2 separate regions of the Homo sapiens genome follow, and region 1 is linked to region 2. A link is an interaction called in ENCODE POLR2A ChIA-PET data of the cell type or tissue named here. Cell type or tissue: PC-3. All regions are shown on one strand.

Evidence for each region. Peaks named below come from ENCODE experiments on the same cell type or tissue, not always from the same donor. Only the 100,000 strongest peaks of a DNase experiment are listed, where the experiment ranks them.
Region 1: POLR2A ChIA-PET joins it to region 2 with 13 read pairs; 1 of 35 experiments calls an interaction of 5 or more read pairs at or near these places.

The regions. Positions count from the first base shown.
Region 1 is chr3:99,082,651-99,086,650 of GRCh38, forward strand. No RefSeq gene overlaps it. Among named protein-coding and RNA genes, the nearest start is that of LINC00973, 170 kb to the left of the region's middle. In PC-3, no CTCF peak of the experiment used is centred here; DNase peaks (open chromatin) are centred at 1,701 and 2,461; H3K4me3 peaks cover 1,230 bases; H3K27ac peaks cover 2,185 bases.
Region 2 is chr3:100,436,218-100,440,217 of GRCh38, forward strand. The region is part of intron 2 of LNP1 (leukemia NUP98 fusion partner 1); the gene reads left to right. Among named protein-coding and RNA genes, the nearest start is that of LNP1, 37 kb to the left of the region's middle. In PC-3, no CTCF peak of the experiment used is centred here; DNase peaks (open chromatin) are centred at 994, 1,904 and 2,464; H3K4me3 peaks cover 1,312 bases; H3K27ac peaks cover 3,861 bases.

The DNA.
Region 1 (4,000 bases), 1.4 Mb before region 2:
GAAACAAATATTCATTGCAATAGAATGGATAGATTGTAGTATAGACTCAGCGGTGGAAAAAATAGATAACTTATATTTATATGCAGTAAAAATGAAAGAATCCTAAAAACATAATGTTAGGGGGAAGTCAAGAGGACCTCATATCGTTTGCTGCCATTTAAAAAAGTAAAATAACACGAAAAACCCTACAAAATGTGTTTTACATATATATATGTATGTGGTAAAACGATTAAAAATAAAATAAATGTCAGGATAATGATTAGCTTTAGCAGGCGTGGGGAGGTCAGGCCAGGCGATGAAATCAGAAGGTGCCCAGAGGTGGTTTCAGCTATATTAGGACAGTTCTAGTTCTTAATTCAGACAGACAGTTAACACGGAATTGTCCTGTAATTGTTTAACTTTCTAATTATATCTATTTGCATGATTTTAAAATTAGATAATAAAAGCTTAGGCCAGGTGTGGTGGCTCATGCCTATAATCCCAGCACTTTGGGAGTCCGAGGTGGGCTGCTCCAACAAGTGCCATTAACATTCATGTTGGTAGTATGTGATAGTAAAATGCTACCACTACTGTCACTACTACTGTTACTACTGCCACCACTGTCTAACGTAGACAGGGCACACCATAGGCTGGGTAGAAGCACAAGTGCATTTATGCCTAATAGCTCACCTAACTTTCACAACAACCTTATCAGGTAAGTGCTTTATATTATCCTTATTTTCCTGATAAGAACATTTAGGCATGAAGAAGTTAAGTAACTTGACCAGGGTTATACAGATAGTAGGAGATGGAGCTAGGCTATATGTTAGATAATCTGGCTCCAGAGCAAATTTAAGCAAATTTAAACACTCCACGGGGTAGAGCTCAGTGGTAGAGCATTTGACTGCAAATTTAAACACTGTGTTACCCATCACATTAATAAGGTTGATTTCATTTTCTTGAAGTGACAGCATCATTTAAAAAGCCAATGAATGTGCCAGACTCTTCTACTTCATTGGGATTGGCCTGTCCTAAAACAGGAGTATGTGTATGTATACATATGCATATATGTCTCTGTATAAATGTATATAGCTTATTTTCAAACAAAGGAGACCAAGAGTTTGAGCTATTGAGGAATGAGGGTCTTACTAAATGTAAAGCTCTAACATGAGAGACTTTTGTCTAGCCGTCTTACACCCATCCACTAGACTTGTCTGTGTCCAAGAGGGAAGCAGTGACTACAGGAATCATACTTTTGCGGTTCATAAAATTTTTGGACTATGGAAATACAGCAAATATTATACTGTATATGTCTATTGATTGAATTTCAGCTGTTTGACTTTCAAACCTTTTTCAGGAATATGTCATTTAGGAAAGTGGGGGCATTTCTATAAAAAAATGTAAAAATCTCTGAGTCCCATGCAATTGAATAAAAATACCATAATTTACAGGACAATATGAAAAGTCTCTTGAGTAGAAGAATCCGGTAAATGTATGAATCTAACAAATAACTAAGCCTAAAAATTTCTTTGCATTTGAAAAGTAAAAGATATAATGCACATACTCTTCTCTGGGGCATGGAAATGCATGTTTTCCTAAAATTCTCCTGCAGAATTTCATATGAGTTGGCTCCGCAAAGGGTAAAATAATCTATTTTCTTTCCTTGTCTGTGGTGCGTTAGTAATCCACAATAAAATACATTCAGCCTCAGGGCAGAAATGATCTTCTGAACTTTCCAAACCTCTCCAGAGATTTGGCTGAAGTAACAGCCTGTCACAGAAAAGAAAGGTATTCTTCTCATTTGAGAGGAATTTAAATTTCATTTTTTAAAAAATGGGTCCTACTTAAACAGTCTGTGGTCTGAGTTTTTTCCTTGTGGTACATGCTGCTCTTAAAAATGGCTCAATTTTATTATATGTAAAAAACAATTGTCCAAGGAAAATAGTAAATATATTCTAATTGTGCACTTGTGGAATCATTCCATCGGAAAAAATTATGCAAAACCCTGGGACAGGTATCCAAAAACAGCTGGAAGTCCAAAGCAATGGGGAAGGCATTCAGCCTGGATATTTTGTCTGCAGAATCTGAACTTCTTTAATTTTATTCCTTCTAAATTTTGTTAGAGTCATCTCTGTTTTCTCTAACCTTTCCTTGGAGAAATTACTGTTTAAAATTTGGTTAAAAGTTACTTTCATAAGCCTGCTCTTGTAGAGTCTTGAGTAATTGACACGGAAAAATTCTTTTTGCTCACTTACCTAGACATTTGCCCAGTACTCTACTTCAGTTCTTCTTAATCTTTATAGGGCTGTAAACTTCTTCGAAAACATGAAGAACGCTGTGATTCATCTCCCCAGGAAATTTTTTATAGGTGCATGTAATATAAAGTCTATTGTGTGCTTCAAATTAGGCTTCTATTTCTACACAGAGTGCTGAGTTGAGAAATGGATTGTGAGTCTATAGTAGGTTTGTGGTTTCTGTATCCGCAGCCCTCCTTCTCTCTCTCTTTCCCTTTTTTTTTTCTTCTGGCATTTCCTGGATGTGCTGGTCTTCAATTTATTGTCTCTCAGATCCACACTCATCCCTCTTTGCACTGCTTTGTGCTTTTATAGCTGGACTCCATACAGTTTTTTCTTTGCCAGCTGGCTCCACGTTAAGCTTTATCAATAGAGGAGGCTGGAGAGACACTTTAAAACATAGCAGAAGAAGGGGCTTCTTTTTCTACTTCTAGTGTGCTTTATCTTTTCTTCTCACTGCATGGTTGACAGTAGTGTTTGGGAGGCCCTGTGGCACTCATTCTGCAGTGAATTTTTCTGTCCCCCAACAGATAGCTTCCTGCAGACCATGTCCAGTCTGCTGGCACCCCAGCAAACTTCTGCTTCCTCTAGCGGACCACAGCTACACACTCTTCCACAAGGTCTGACTTACAGCCTTGGGTGTCTGGAGTCCTTCTGTGGGTTTTTAGTTTGCTCCTTTAATGCTCTCCCTCTGTCCTAGATATAGCAGTTTAGCATTTGTTCATTCTGCATTCTTTAGAGTCCTCTTTATCCCTTCCAGTGATCACCATTTATTAGCTAATAATTCATTACATTAAAATTTCCCTGTTCAAATTACTAGTGTAGTTTCCATCTTCTCACTGAACTGTGGCATTTAATTTTGTCAATTGCTATTTTGAATCATTATCATTTGGGTTACTAGTATCACAAATCTCCCCCATCCCCATGGTCTTCAAAAATAAACTTTGGGAGCAGTTCGTGACAGGTATTGATATCTAATTTCCTTCTGCTTTGAGGTACCTAGAAGAATTCCCTTGAAGTTAGGCATACCACTGGAAACGTTTCATGTCATTTCCACATGGAAACAGTCAATGGCTAGTGCTCAACTCTTCAACCTACTCTCCAAGCACCTATCTTTCTACTCAGTTGGTTGTTAACTAATCTCTACTAAGTTAATTACCAATGTCTAAAGCATAGCCAGCTATTGTCCAAGATAATTCTAAGGAAGAAGAAATGTTAGACAATAAAAAGTTTGGGGTCAAATTAATTGATGAATACTGTGTTAAACAGTTTTATTTTTCCTCTGCAGAGATTCTGAATGTGTTCAGTATGCTCATATGTAATGTCAGTCTTGAAGAAGGGGGTACTTTTTCTAGTTTTTTGACTATGGAGCCTATAATTGCTGGGGCAGGTGAAATGTTAAGAGGAAATTGGGTCCTAGCAATTGAATGCCTCTACAGGAAAATGACATGCACCACTTCTGTTCACCGCTTACCTTCTAGGGAATCTTTCCAGGCACCTTGAAGGAGAGGGGAACTGATTGTCTATGAACAGTAGCAATGCCTGCCCCAAACTACTGTCAAATTAATTAAAACAACAATAACAGTGGCAGCAGCAACCAAAAATGGATTTATTGAGATATTTGTAGCCTAAGGAGATTGTTCAACAATAAAAAAGTCATTGATATTAAAATGAAGTGGCTGATAATTTTATTGACTCTGTTAAGTGTTTGTGTGGTCTATATATAG
Region 2 (4,000 bases):
GTATCTTATTGCCACAAAGGCTTTGTTCTGTCAGTGTTAGGATCTCTATTTTAACATTAATGCTGGTCAATTGTTGTGTCTAAACCATAAAAGACAGGGAGTACAACGAGGTGCATCTGACCTCCCATCCCGTCATGGCTCAGAACTAAGTTTTTAAGGTTTTTATGGAATCCCCTTGGTGAAGAGGGGGTCTGTTCAGTTGATGAGGGGCTTAGGATTTTATTTTTCGTTTACATACCTAATAAGATGCTTTCCCTCTCTCTTTTCCTTTTCCCCTCCCTCATCTCCTCCCTCTGCATCTCCTCCTCCTCCTCTGTCAGAGGTGTTGACACTTAGAAATTTTTTTCCAGATGCCTTCAGCTAATTACTGCACAAAATTCTAGAGTTTTTCATTTTCTCTTTACTTCATTGTCTTTTATGTTTCTCTTTTATATTACAATGGGAAGATAATTGGTAATTTTATATTGAACATTGGCAGGTAACATATGTTCTGTTATGGACTGAATGTTTGTGCTTCCCCTTCCCCCATTCATATGCTGAAGCCCTAATCTCCAATGTGATGGTATTTGGAAATGGAGCCTTTGGGAGATAATTAGGGTTAGATGAGTTCATGAGGGTGGGGTCCTGGCCTAATGGGATTAATATCCTTAGAAGAAGAGACATCAGAGAGCTTTTTCTTTCTCTCTCTATCCCCACATATGCATTTAAAAAAGCAGTCATGTGAGGTTGCAGTGAGAAGGCAGCCATCTGCAAGCCAGGAAGAGAGCCCTCACCAGGAACTGAATTAGCCAGAACCTAGATCTGGGACTTCCTAGCCTCCAGAACTGTGAGAAACAAATTTCTGTTGCTTAAGCTACTCAGCCTATGGTATTTTGTTATAGCAGCCCAAGCTGACTAATACATTTTCATAACAAGCATCATCACCAGACAGTGGAGAGCTAGTAGGGAAAACATTATTATACATGACCTAATTTAATGTCATTTGGGGTTATGATCTCAGTGGCATATGGTTTATATGGGCTTAGTTTGGCTACTGCAGCTTCGGGATGAGTAAGACAAGTCCTTGAATTTTGCTTTAGGAAAAGATTCCAAGTTCCTGAGGTGTGAAGCGTTATAAGCTCACAGGAGTTTCTTCTTATAGCTCTCCTCTGTTTGGCCACTATATAACTTACGATATGGTGTTGGTGACAGTTTTGCATTGATTTAGTGTGTAATAGTGTGACCAAGCAGGGTCTGTTCATTTCCCCAATTAAAAAAAGTTATTTTACTGATTAGTTTAAAACATTGTTTGGCTTCCCAAAAGGATGTACAGTGCATGGTTACTAAGCTTATCTTTATTATTTCTCAAAGAACTATCATTTTACCAGTTGAATATTTGAATGTTTTCCCTGATAGTGTTTCCAAGTATAGCTAGTCCACTCATTTGTAGTCCTCTTGGCTCTGATGATAGCATTAGACTATGTTATAAAATACTCTTCATATAAAATTCTTTCAGATGAATTCCTAAAGACCTATAGATTATTATTACTAACTTTATAATAGAATTCTGTTTAAATTGGTACATGGCTAAAAGTCACATTTACAGGCAGTTTCACATGGAAATAGAATAAAGTTGTTGCTGTTGTTAAAGATAAAGGATTTAATACTGCTAATCCAGGAACCAGATGTCACATGCTTAGGCATGTCACTTTATCTCTCTAATAAAGTCACTAGTCACATAAGTCTTAGGCAAGACTTAGCCTCACTAAGATTCATTTTCCTCATATGTAAAAGGGGAAGAATCACTCCCTTGTTGACTTTATTCTGAAGTTAGCTATCAAGGACCTGGCCCCAGAGTGCCAGGTACATACTGTGCACTAGGACTCAATATGGGTCTTACTATGCCAGCACCTGGATCTTTCTCATTATGTCTCATCTTGCTGTTAACCATTGACTACAGGGTGGGAGGGATACAATTGAAGGGTGATTGCAATTACAGCCAGAATAAAGAACATCGAGTAGTTAAGCTCTTGAGGTGAATATATTACATAACCAATTTCCCCCTCCCCAACTTTCCTTTTAGGTTTATTGTCACTTAAAGAAAAACAACTTTCTTTTTTTGGATCTGTTTTATGTTCAAAGCAATATTGAGCAGAAGGTACAGAGATTTTCCATAGCCCCCATACTCCCAGATATGCATACCTCTCCCATGATTAACCTTCCTGACTAGAGCGGTATATTTGTTTCAATTGATGAACCCATGCTGACACATCATTATCACCCAGAGTCCATAGTTTACACATTAGGATTCACTCTTCCTGTTGTACATTTTATGGGTTTGTACAAATGTATAATGGCACGCACCTACCATTATAGTGGCATACAGAATAGTTTCACTGTCCTAAAAACCAATTGCTTTTTAAATGAGAACCAATGACTTGGGGACAGAGAGTGCATGGGATTTTCTTTGACAGAGATTGTTGTTCTAGGTCCACAGGGGAAAGAGTCATGCTGTTTGGAGCACTCTAATCAGGAGAGTCAGTGTACAGGGCAGTCATTTCCCTCACAGTCAGTGCCTGCTGCAATGCTGTAGCCCAGGAGCCCAGGGTGAGCTCAGAGTGTGAGAAGATAGCAACCCAGGTGCTACAGCGTGATTCACAAAACAGGGGATAGATAGGTGAGGCTATTTTAAGCCATTTGGGACATTGTTTTAGGTCTTATTGGGGAAAATTACCTTAGAAGGGCATATAAAATTCCAAAAATAGAGCTCGCATAGCAAGTAAACATTTTTTAAGAGGAGGAGCTTCTCCCTGTCCCAATTACAGTTCTCTTTTAGGCCCATTTTCCACAAAGTCATATGCCAAAGCGAAGAGACAAACTGCAAAACCTAACTGCTGTAAGGAGTTTTAAGTACACACTTTACGTTGTGATCAAACTCTTGCCATTCTTTTTAGGCTCCTTAATGGAAAAGGACATTTGTACAAACATCCATTTCACTCCCAGTCACAAAACTTTAATTTATTATTATTTTTTTCCTGACAATATAACACATGTTCCCCAGATATAACTACGAAAAATACTAAAAAAAAAAAGGAAAAGGAAGAAAACAATAGCACACCACAGAGAAAAACTTTGGTAAGAGTCTGATATGTTTTAACATTACCAATCTTGGGATATTGCCCTACTTGAAATCCCTCAATGTCTCATTCCAGCTCTCTTGGTTCCTCTTGGTCCACTGTGCTCCCCAGCACCACTATGCCAGCAAGCTTCTTCCATGGCAGTGGATCTGCCCATGTGGTGCTCATCTCCAGGCAGAAAGCAGTCCTTGTCCTCTAACCCTTGCTCATCCTTCAGCTTGTCGTTCAGTCAGCACACATTCACAGAATTCTCTCTGGATACTTCTCCTCTACCCCCCTAACACCCACCCCAATATATATAGTTTTACCCCGTTCTACCTTCTCATTGCACCTTGAACTTCCCCTTTATAGCATTTAGCCAAGGACGTAGGCACATGCCCTAGTTGTTTAACATCTATCTCCTATGCAGATGCCATCTCTAATAGCCTGTTTTGCTCCCCATCCTATCCACAGCACCTACTACCATGACTGACCTATTTAGTAAATGGACTAATATATAGAGATTTACCTTAGGTGTCTCAGCAGCTTTACATATCTTTAACCATATTTCTGATTATTATTTGAGAGTAAGTTTCTAGGTATGCATATCTAGAAAGATATGCATATGTTTGCCAGTGCTGCCATAACAAAATACCACACACTGGGTGGCTTAAACAGGAGAAATTTATTTTCTTACAGTTCTGGAGGCTAGGAAGTCCAAGATTAAAGCTTCTTCTGAGGCCTTGCTTGTTTGATTGCAGATGGCTGCCTTCTCACTGTGATTTTCCATGGTCTTTCTTCTGACAGTGAGCAACTCTGTTGTCTCTCTACCTGTTCAAATTTCCTCTTCTTGTAAAACACCGGTCAGATTGGATTAGGGCTCACCCTAATGGCCTCATTTAACG